2 separate regions of the Homo sapiens genome follow, and region 2 is linked to region 1. The links are chromatin loops, found by intact Hi-C in ENCODE. Cell type or tissue: sigmoid colon. All regions are shown on one strand. Each heading gives the region's core, and the rest is flanking DNA. Links, peaks and the distances in the headings are about the cores only.

The links. Peaks named below come from ENCODE experiments on the same cell type or tissue, not always from the same donor. Only the 100,000 strongest peaks of a DNase experiment are listed, where the experiment ranks them.
Region 2: a loop joins it to region 1, with 2.4 times the contacts of the local background. A loop is called at or near these places in 2 of 110 quality-filtered maps.

The regions. Positions count from the first base shown.
Region 1 is chr18:63,816,225-63,821,984 of GRCh38, reverse strand. No RefSeq gene overlaps it. Among named protein-coding and RNA genes, the nearest start is that of SERPINB7, 44 kb to the right of the region's middle. In sigmoid colon, for the core only: no CTCF peak of the experiment used is centred there; a DNase peak (open chromatin) is centred at 3,249.
Region 2 is chr18:63,612,458-63,618,217 of GRCh38, reverse strand. No RefSeq gene overlaps it. Among named protein-coding and RNA genes, the nearest start is that of SERPINB13, 28 kb to the right of the region's middle. In sigmoid colon, for the core only: no CTCF peak of the experiment used is centred there; no DNase peak of the experiment used is centred there.

The DNA.
Region 1 (5,760 bases), core at 1,229-5,228:
TGATGCACCTTCTCCATGTGAGATGCACTGTTGCCTCTGGCTCCAAAAAGCCCCACAGCCAAGGAGACAGGAGAGTCAAGGGACAAAAGAAGAGATTCTCAGTTGCGTGGCCATAGCTAATTTCTTTAAAGGCATCAAAGCAGAATTGTGCATTTGCTGCACTGAAAGAGCCTCTTTCTCTACCTGCATCTGGAATACAAAGGCAAACGTCAACAACAACCATAAAAATATAAATTGAAACACCACTATTTAACAGTTTATTTCAAATTAGGGCAAGACTTTTATTTTGTCAACATAAGTGCTCAGCGAGGGGCTTTGGGGAAGCAAAAATAATGCAGATTTTATAACCAAATACATTTCCTACTCTGCCATATTCTAATTTTATGGCCAGTTACCTAAGATCTTTTGGCTTCTATTTCCTTTTCTCGAAAAGTGCTTAAATAACAGCTTCCTTATAGGATTAGTGCAATGATTAAATCATGTGATGTTTATGGGGTTCCCAGGACAGTGCCTGCAAATGGTGGTCGAGTAATGCCATTTTGTTACTATTGCTGTTGTTATTGTTAGCTTAGTTTAGTTCCCTTTGTCAGGGTAATAACAAAAAAGACAATGTTATAATTTTGATCCCAATAGGCACATGACCTCACTGCATCTTGCAGAAGTACACAAAAGGGGCTGAAGGAGAGGGTAAGTATGCACCAGCCAAAGCCAATTCCCATCCCCATTTCCCATTGGAAAAACATCTCAAAGTACACATCCTTTCACAGTGGGTTGGCAGTGCCATCAACATAAATAAAGGAGTATACTATTTTATCTGTATTTTTAAGGTGGGGAAAAATATAACTAAGTGTATTATCATCCTATAGAATGAATATTCTACTTTCTTCTTTGGAGTCTTCTTCAAATATTTACTGAGAGACAGAGTTTCCTGTTCTAAGGTTTTTGGAACTGGCAGAGCTCACCTGGGCTTAATGCCTTCTCAAGTGGTTGCTCACAGCCACAATAGGGTTTTGGAACTCTGAGTCTCTTCAAAGGAGCTAACATAAAGCCATGTAAGAGAATTCCAGGAAGAACATTCCTTCATTCCTGCCTTCCTTCCTCCATTCACTAAACCCTCCCTTGCACTGGGAACTGTCTGGAGGAATAAGGCTGGAGAACAACTCGGGAAGTTCAGCATTGCTGCTGCTGCCTGGCACCTGCACTGAAGTCAGTTGCAGGTGGAATCAGGTAATGGGAGCCCATGCGCTGTGTTCTGCATCTCCCTTCCTTGCCTGAGGCTGCCGTGTTAAAAAACCATGGTGGGGTCTACAGCCTCTTGGGATTAGTGCTGGGACTAGGATGAAGGGACACCCTAGGGTGTCCTCGCTCCACTGTGTGGACTCTGTCCTTGCAGGACCCTGAGATGCTGAGAGTGAGCGTCTCTTTAAGAATGAGCCACATTTTGTGTAACATTTAAGGAGGCACTAACACTCAAGGCCATACGAGTACAGGGCTGGTACCTGAAAGTCAGCGTCTCCTTAACTTTTGCACCATAGCAGCCTCCTTTGCCTCACCCTATTCCTGCCCCTGCTTGAGACACCTGGTCAGGTCTTTGGATACAGCAGGTAGCAAGTCTTTTGGTGGCTGTATTGTTTGTTGTCTTATATCACATCACAGATGCTCCAGAGAGCTCCTAGAGTATCAGAATTAAAGTGATTCTGCCCTCTGCTATTGATGCAAATGGAGCACCTCAGTCAAGCAAAGTCAAAAAGTCTGAGGAAAACTGAGAAAAATGCCTTGTTCATCCTGCAGATTTTAAAAGGGGGAAGACTCATTATGAAAAGATTCCTTTAAAAAAACTTGAAAAGGAAAACTTGTGGTTGCTGGGTTTGGATGAGAATATTAATGGAAAAGTCATAATCCTTTCTTCTGAAAGATTTAATTTACGTTTGTCTTGCCAGCATCCGGAGGCCCTGCAGCAACTCTTTCAGCCTAGGGATGTGATTCCAATAAAACTGCCTTAAGAATTCCTACACAGACAAGAGTCAGCTTAAATAATTTGACTGGCTGGCTGGTTGACATTTCACAGAGACCAGAAATTTTACCACTTGTTTGGAAAGCTAACACTCTCATCATATCAACACAGAAATAAAAGCCTCTAAGACACCATGTATCTCTGTTGCCTAGTTGTCCCAGGACTAGAATGTCACACAACTGGGAAGAAATGGGAGAGGGGAAAAAGTGGGGGTCAGATGGGGATAAAGTCACAAGAAAATAGAAATAAAGGTAAAGGCGTGGCCCTGTTTCTAAGAGCTTGCAAGATACTGACTTATTGGTTTTTCCTCCTCACTCAACTGTTTGAGAAGCCTGCCCCCTGCTAAGTCATATGGATCATTATAATTAGATCCACAGAATCTAAGAAGCATGTTTGCTCTGCTGTAGGGATGATCAGTTGAAATGCCCAATCATAGATCCTTATAATGGAAAGCTTAAATCAGACAAATTTAAGTTCTAATACAAAATCTGTCTTTTGCTATGTATGTAGCAACTTACTTTTCTGCACCTGTACACATAAACTAGGGATAATAGAAGATACCTTACACTTTTACAAAGCTTGTTAAATGGTGACTAGAAAGCCTCTAAAGAGAAAAGTCACTCAATAATGTTATCTTCCTTTGCCCTTCTAAGAAATATAGATTTAACCCAAAGAGGAGTCATGGATTTGAAAAGAAAAGTGTCTACCCCCAAATCCTACAAATGGAGAAACTGAAGGGAGGGCTACCTGACTTGCTCAAGTCCACACATCCAGAAAACACCAAATTCAGAATAAAAAGCTAATTTTCCTCTAATTTTCCAGTACCTTTCCCTCTAATTTGACAGATAGAGACAAAATGGCCAGCTAAACACAGCCAGGAAACATTGCCCCCACTAAGAGAGAACAAAATAGTCGGTAAACCGACATACTTTGAGGAGACCTCTGGAGTGGCAACACCAACAGTTGATAGAGAAAAGATGCAGACACCAAGCCTGAAGAGGAGGAAGCTAGGAACCCTGCGTGGGGTTGCTGAATGCTAGGGCTAATTTCTAGGCCTGAGCAGTTTCTAGGGAAGGGGTGAGTGTAGGGTTGGAGGGGCTTCCCACTGTTGCCAAAGACCTCTGAGATATTAGCTACAAGAGATCTCATGCTCCTCATAAACATTTCAGCTGGCAGGAAGATCTCCCTGGAGAGTAGGCAGAGACCCAGCTCCAACCTGGGCAGAATCCAGGGACTTTGGCACATGTTGCAGCTGTAGCAGCATGCTGTCAGAGGTCCCCATCCCCAAGGGCACCCCATCTCCCTCTGAGTAGCTCTAGCCCCAGCAGACTGCAGGTCCAAGAGAGAGTGGGACCAGTTTCTCAGCAGGACTGGGGTGCTTCTGTTCTGCAGGCTCTCATGCCTGACAGGCCCTCCCAGGGACGCTGCCTGGCCACTCCCACAGAAGCCAGTGCACAACACAGCCTCCACTGCTCAGTATGAGTGCTCTACCAGAGGCTCTACCTGAGTACTTCCCTGTGGCCAGGAAGCACTTCACATCCCCCAGCATAACTGTTGCCTGATTCCAAGAGTCCAGAAGACAGAGCTTCAGTCCAGTCCTGGCACTCCAGGGCTGCAGTGTGCAGCTCAGGAGTGCCAAGCAGAGATCTATGGCTAACACTCAACTGGAGGAGGACACCCCCACTCTCAGAACACTGAGAGGGGTGAGACTCATGGGTTTGCAGACTGGCATGGGAACAGGATGTGCCTCCCTACATAAGACCAGACCAGGAAGGGTGTGGCCTGTCTCCTAGCCATGGCATCTACCTGAGGGAGCCCCACAGAGGGAGCCCTGTTAACCCAATAAAAGAAACACAGACAGTGCCAGTGTTTGGAGGGGGCTCTCCTGAGGCCCAGGAGTGAACCTAGTGAGGGGATCATCTCTCTGCATCCCCACCACAGAGCATGGCTACAAACGTGTGGAAATACAAAATAACCATGCAGCTGAGTAAGGGCCTATCTGCTAGCCATTACTCTTAAGCAACATCCACTGGATCACAGCCCAAATCACATAAAAAATTATTCTTCCAATAAACATTCCTATGACACTCAGGGCAAGAATCCAATCACAAATAAAGATCTTGTACAGAGACTTAGCCCTCTGAAAGCATCCAGAAATAAAGCCAATTGACTATACTCAACTTATGCCATAGTTAAAGATACATCAGCCCTTTCAGATGAAAAAGAATCAGTCCAAGATCTCTACAACTCAAAAATCCAAAGTATCCCCTTATCTACAAATGATTCCACTAGCTTCCCAACAGTGGTTCTTAGGCAGATTGGAATGACTGAAATGACAGACATAGAATTCAGAATATGGCTGCCAAGGCAGTTCATTGAGCTTCAGGAAAAAGTTGAAACCCAAACCAAGGAATCCAAAGAATCCAGTAAAACAATCCAAGAGCTGAAAGACAAAAATAGACATTTTAAGAAAGAACCAAACTGAACTTCTAGAATTGGACAATTCACTACAAGAATTTCATAATATAATTAGAAGTGTTAACAGCAGAATAGAATAGACCATGCCAAGAAAAGAATCTTAGAGCTCAAGGACTAGTTCTTTGAATCAATGGAGCCTTACAAAAATAAAGAAAAATAATTTAAAAAAATGAATAAAACCTCCAAGAAATATGGGATTTTGCAAAGAGATAGAATTTATGACTCACTGGCATTGCTGAAAGAGGGAAGAGGGTAAGCAACTTGGAAAACATATTTGAACATATAGTCCACAAAAATTTCCCCAATCTTGTTAGGTTGACATACAAATTCAAGAAATACAGAGAACCTTGGTGAGATACTATACAAGACCACCATCTCTGAGGCACATAGTCATCAGATTCATCAAGGAAAACATGAAAGAAAAAAATCTTAAAGGCAGCTAGAGAGAAGGGGCAGGTCATGTACAAAAAGAACTCCATCAGGCTAGAAGCAGAACTCTTAGCAGAAACCTTAATAAGTCAGAAGAGATTGGGGGCCTATTTTCAACATTCCTAAAGAAAAGAAATTCCAAGGCCGGGCATGGTGGCTCACGCCTGTAATTCCGGCACTTTGGGAGACAGAGGTGGGCAGATCATGAGGTCAGGAGATCGAGACCATCCTGGCTAACACAGTGAAACCCCGTCTCTACTAAAAATACAAAGAAATTAGCCAGGCTTGGTGGTGGTTGCCTGTAGTCCCAGCTACTCAGAAGGCTGAGGCAGGAAAATGGCATGAGCCCAGGAGGTGGAGCTTGCAGTGAGCCGAGATCGTGCCACTGCACTCTAGCCTGGGTGACAGAGCGAGACTCTTGTCTCAAAAAAGAAAGAACGAAAAAAGAAAAGAAAAGAAATTCCAAGCAAGAATTTCATATCCCACCAAACTAAACTTCCTAAGTGAAGGAGAAATAGAATCCTTTTCAGACAAGCAAATGCTGAGGGAATTCATTACAACTAGACCAGCCTTACAAGAGGTCCTAAGAGAGTGCTAAACATAGAAATGAAAGAATGACACCTGTTACCATAAAACTACACTTAAACACACAGCCCAGAGACACTATAATGCAACTACACAATCAAGTCTACAAAACAACCTGATATAAACACAATAACAAAATAAAACTCTCAGAAATCAATATTAACCCTGAATATAAATGGTCTAAATGCTGCACTTAAAAGGCATAGAATGGCAACTGGATAAAAAGGCAATACCAAACTGCCTGCTGTCTTCAA
Region 2 (5,760 bases), core at 1,153-5,152, 200 kb after region 1:
AAAAATAAAAAAATTAAAGAGGAGATTTGTTTATATGGTGTGATAACATTTTTGTTAAAAAGACAAAAAAAATCTGTGCACATGTATTTGTGTGTACACATATAACATATCTCTGAAGGAATATATAAGAAACAACACCATGTGGTCCAGGGCAGGGTAACTGAGTGGCTTGGTGACACTGGTGGCAGAGAGAATGTGCACTGCGTAAACCCTTTTCACCTTTTGTATTTTGAATCATGTGAATGTATCACCTATTTAAAAATATCAATAAAATCTAAATTTTAAAAGAGTTCACTGGCTCTAAGTCTGATTTATTTTACCTATCCATCTAGGCATGGCTCTTTGCATTAATAAGCTGTCAGCTCTCAAGGAACAGAGTCTGACATAAACACTGCTATTGGAATAAACTGACTCACACTAAACAAAGCAGAGTACCCTCTAATTATAGTGCATTACTACTGTCTACAAAGATTCGCTATTTTCTATACACTGTAATTCTGATAAGTGGTTTTGGCAACTACTATTTCCAAACATCTGGTAATACTAGTTTAAGATAATAAATCGTGATAAAGAAAACAATGCAATGAGTTCAAAGAAAAAGAGAATTGAAAGTATATTACTGACCACATTGTTTTACATACATTTTTGAGTGAGATATGACAGTTGTGATAACCAGATTGTGGTTCACAGGCCTAATGTGAAAACCCCAATTTAACTTAACCTTTGTAAAGACAAATACAAATTAAAATTAAGAGTCTTAATTCTTCCTATTAAAGATAAGGGAAGAGATTCTCCTCTCCTCATTTTTATCAGAGTATTTACTTTAGAAAGTTTATAATTCTAAATATTTCCTCCTCCTTTGAAGTGTATATTAATTCATTTGAAGACTAAATATGTCTTTTGTCAACTTTATGACCAAGAAATATCTTTCTCAAGGACCTGGGAACCATCTCTTTGAAATGTAAACATCAGGAGAGATAGCTGCGCTCTCTCTCAGCTTCTGGAGGAGGGTAGAGCTTAACATCAGAGGGCACCTGGCTCCAAGCTGCAAAACTACCTCTGTCTCTCAAGATAGGAGAAGTTTGTTTTTCCTATGTATAAAACCAATTAACTAACACAGATGGTCACCCCAATTACCAGGTGAACCTGGGATGAATTATGTGTGATAAATGGGTCTGTCAAGTGCCCTTACTTGAGTAGTTACTGTTTATTTTGAGAACATCTATGGAATGGATTGGATCTGCCTGTCTGCATAAAAGGGTGAGATTTTTTTCCTGACTTGGCCATCTCTTAGCAGATTGCCTGTGATCCCATTCTGGTTCAATGCTTATTGAATAATGAAAGCGCCTTCTTTCTCTACTACCGTGGTCGAGAGGGTTTCTGGGTTGGAAGAAGATTTTAGTTTTAATTATATTTTTCCAACACTTCCACAATTATGAAGAGTGTGCTTTGTTCCAGCAGAACCCTCTTATGAGATGCTTAAGGAAAATATGCTTGGTAATTGTGACATTGAAGAGAGGAGGCTTTGTTTTCTTACCCGCATTTGATGCATTGTGGAATGGAGAGACCCTTAGATATAATTTTATTAAGAGGCTTGGACCTCAGTACTCTGAGGGAACCCAGGTGCAGGAGTGCACTGGGACCTCATCAAGACTGAACAGGCTCACAGGGAACTTGGGGCTTTTTGTACCTTCCCCTCCAAGTTGTCATTCTTAGAGTGACTTATTACATATCTAGGATGCATATATATATATATATATACACACACACACACACACATATATATGCATATATATATACACACACACATACATGCACATCAAGTTCTGAGATATATATATATATATCAGATATATGTATCTCAAAACTTGATATGTGTAGATAGATACATAGATATAGATATATCCTAGATATGTGTGTGTATATATATATATATAAAATATACTTGATATGTGTGCATATATGTACACATATCATATAGATATATATCAGCACACTCTTCATAATTGTGGAATGTGTTGGAAAAATATGATTAAAACTAAAATCTTCTTCCAACCCAGAAACTCTCTCCACAATGGTAGTAGACAAAGAAAGCACTTTCGTCATTCTAAATATATGTTATATTCTCCATAGATATACTCAGTGAATTGACCCAGGATTGGATTTCTTCAGACCTATGTGGGTAATACTCTCAGGGGACAACTGTGTGCGGTTGGGGTGGGGAGACAACCCCACTGGGAGTCATGACACCAGGCTTCAGTTTCCCAGTTCCGGTATCACCTAGCTGTGTGCCTTGTCAAAGGATGAATTTATTTTATTTTATTTTATTTTATATTTATTATATTATATTATATTTGGAGAGAGAGAGCGATCAGAACTTTGGGGCAGCTAGAGCTCAGCTCTCTGACAATAGCTCTGAAACTTCCAGCTCCTGAATGTATTGGGAACATAAAAAGACTCAATGGCAGAGTCTTCAAGAAAGCAAATAAGCATCTGGTATGAAATACATTGTCTTAGGAAGAGTCACTGCCACCTTACACAGTTTAATGAATACTCAAATGATATTTTGGAAATATAAACCATTTATAGCTGGTTTTTAAAAACTGATTTTAATATTATAATTTGTTGTGTTTAGTTTTTTACTTTTAATGATCACTGAAGTAGCAAATGCGTCTCAAAATTAGAATATCATATTTATAAAATAGATTTTGTTTATTCACAAGTCCCACAATACCAACATGAGTTTCTCTGTTTGCATGTTTTTGATATATGAACCAGATATTTGTGGGTAGGAAAAGAATAGTTCTTCCTACGAAATCAAAGCTCATCCCTTTCCCTGGTTCTAACTTCCCACTTTCTCCTATTGTTACTCAGCTCTGCTACTGTCATGACAAGCAGGCTTCCCTGATTTGGTTTAAAGCAGATTATGGTCCCTAGTTAATCTCCAGGGGACTACTGACCTCAAGACAAAGTCAGAAAATATCAATCTCTGACATGAAAACTCTCCAAAGTTCCCTAAAGTTAATGTGATGTTGTGGACCTTGTTCAGTAAAATAATCTTCTCCAGAGAGAGGGTTTACAGATGACTTGTTGGTCAGGCTTGGGATTCATGAATGAGCCCAGGCTCTCTCTCTAATACTATAGCAGAAGCAGGTTACCACAAAACACATCTGATCTAGGATACATTTTCATAATGATGTCTCTTTTATGAGACAAGCTCCTACAAAGCAGCTTAGGATGACAAGTGAAAAATAATTTTTAAAAAAATTATATATATACATATATATATGGAGATGGAGTCTCTCTCTGTTGCCTAGGCTGGAGTGCAGTGGCACAATCTCGGCTCACTGCAACCTCCACCTGCTGGGTTCAACAAATTCTCCTGCCCCAGCCTCCCTAGTAGCTGGGACTACAGGCACATGCTACCATGCCCAGCTAATTTTTTGTATTTTTAGTAGAGACGGGATTTCACCATGCTGGCCAACAAGTCAGTATCTCTTCAAATACCTTTCTGTTGCAAGGTCTATACAGATGGCTCCCAGAACATCTATACCTACGTTCTTGTCATCTCAGGTCACACCCATTTTTCTTTTTCTAATCCTTTACTTACCAAGCAAGTTTCTAAACTATAATTTGGTCTGTGAATATACCTGTCCAGCAGAAAGATGTTCCAAGATGAGTAAACACGGCTTACAATATAGCTCCTTTTACATGTCAATAAATTTACTGTTTCCAGTGAATAGATCAGATGCATGGCTTGGAGTAATGAGAAACCCTCTTCCAGGAAGTCTTTCACATCCCTTCCAATCTGTGCCAAGTCTCTCACCCACTCTAACCTCCCAGTGAACTAATGAAAGTTTCCTTTAGATCACTAGTATCATCGTAGGCTGCTGTATTTTCACGTCTGTTTCTACCACCAAATTGGACGTCCTTCAACAGCAAGGATTGTTCCACTCATGCTTATATTTTTTGCAGTGAGTACTTAAAGGATATACATTGAATAGAATTAAACTAGATCCCTAGGATCTAACAAGTTATAGATCCAGAAACAAACAAAATGCACCTGATTCTGTAAAACTGAGACCAGATCCTCAAACATCCTGGAGCCCCAGCAAAGAACAGCCAGCCCACAGGTGAGACTTGGGGAAATCCCTGGATTCTGTACATTTTACTCCAAGTCTTTTCACAAATGCTGTCAACTGCACAGCACTCCTACCTCACAGGGGACAGATGTGGCAATATCAAAGGGTCTGTGTGGGGAGACCAGGAGGACTGAAGTGTTTGCATATCACAAGATCTGTTAGTTAAACTCATGGTGAATCTGCTCTGGACTCAGTGAATTGGCCCAGGATTGGATTTCTTCAGACCTATGTGGGTAATGCTCTCAGAGGACAACTCTGTGCATTTGGGGTGGGGAGACAACCCCACTGGGAGTCAAGATAGCAGGCTTCAGTTTCCCAGTTCTGGTATCACCTTACTGTGTGCCCTGTCAAAGGATGAAGCAGAGGCCACTGGGGCTAAGAAAGCAGCACTGAGTTTACTTGCCAGGCAAGAGAACAAACCAGTGAAGGATCCACTCAGTAGCTGACAATTGGAGAAAAGTTAGGGAGTTTCAAGAGCTGTACCGTGCAAAGCCACCAGGGTGGGGCTGCCCAAGGCCATGGGAGCCCGCCTCTTGTATCGGCATGACCTGGATGTGAGACATGGAGCTGAAGGAGATCATTTCAGAGCTTTAAGATTTGACAACCTCGCTGGATTTCAGACTTGCATGGGACCTGCAGCCCCTTTGTTTTGGCCAATGTCTCTCATTGGGAACAGGTGTATTTACCCAATGCCCATACCCCCACTATATCTTGGAAGGAAATAACTTGTTTTTTGTTTTACTGGCTCATAAGTAGAAGGGACTTGCCTTGTCTTAGATGAGACTTTGGACTTGGACTATTGGGTTAATGTTGAAATGAATAAAGGCTTTGGGGGACTGTTGGAAAGGCAAGATTATGAGGACATGAGATTTGGGAAGGGCAGGGGTGGAATAATACAGTTTAGCTGTGTCCCCACCCAAAATCTCATCCTGAATTATAATTCCCATAATCTGCATAATCCCCATGTGTCAAGGGAGAGACCAGGTGGAGATAATTGAATCATGGGGGCAGCTTCCCCCATGCTGTTCTCGTGATAGTGAGTGAGTTCTCATAAGTTTTTATGGTTTATATGTGTCTGGCAAGTTCCTCCTTCTTTCATCCTCCTTCCTGTCACCTTGTGAAGAAGGTGTCTTGCTTCCCCTTTGCCTTCCACCATGATTGTTAAGTTTCCTAAGGCCTCCCCATCCATGCTGACCCGTGAGTCAATTAAACCCCTTTCCTTTTTAAATTACCCAGTGTCAGGCAGTTCTTTATAGCAGTGTGAAAATGGACTAATACAGTTAATTAGTATCAATAATGGGGTATGGAATTTATGGTGGTTATGCTAATCAAATATTAAAAATTTGCATATGAGGTAGTATTGCTATAGTTGTAAAGTTTTCCTTTTGTATTGCTAATTACTTTGGGCTTCTGTTTCTCTTTTTTTTTTTTTTTTTTTTTGAGACGGAGTCTCGCTCTGTCCCCCAGGCTGGAGTGCAGTGGCACTATCTCGGCTCACTGCAGGCTCCGCCTCCTGGGTTCACGCCATTTTCCTGCCTCAGCCTCCCGAGTAGCTGTGACTACAGGTGCCCGCCACCTCGCCCGGCTAATTTTTTGTATTTTTAGTAGAGACGGGGTT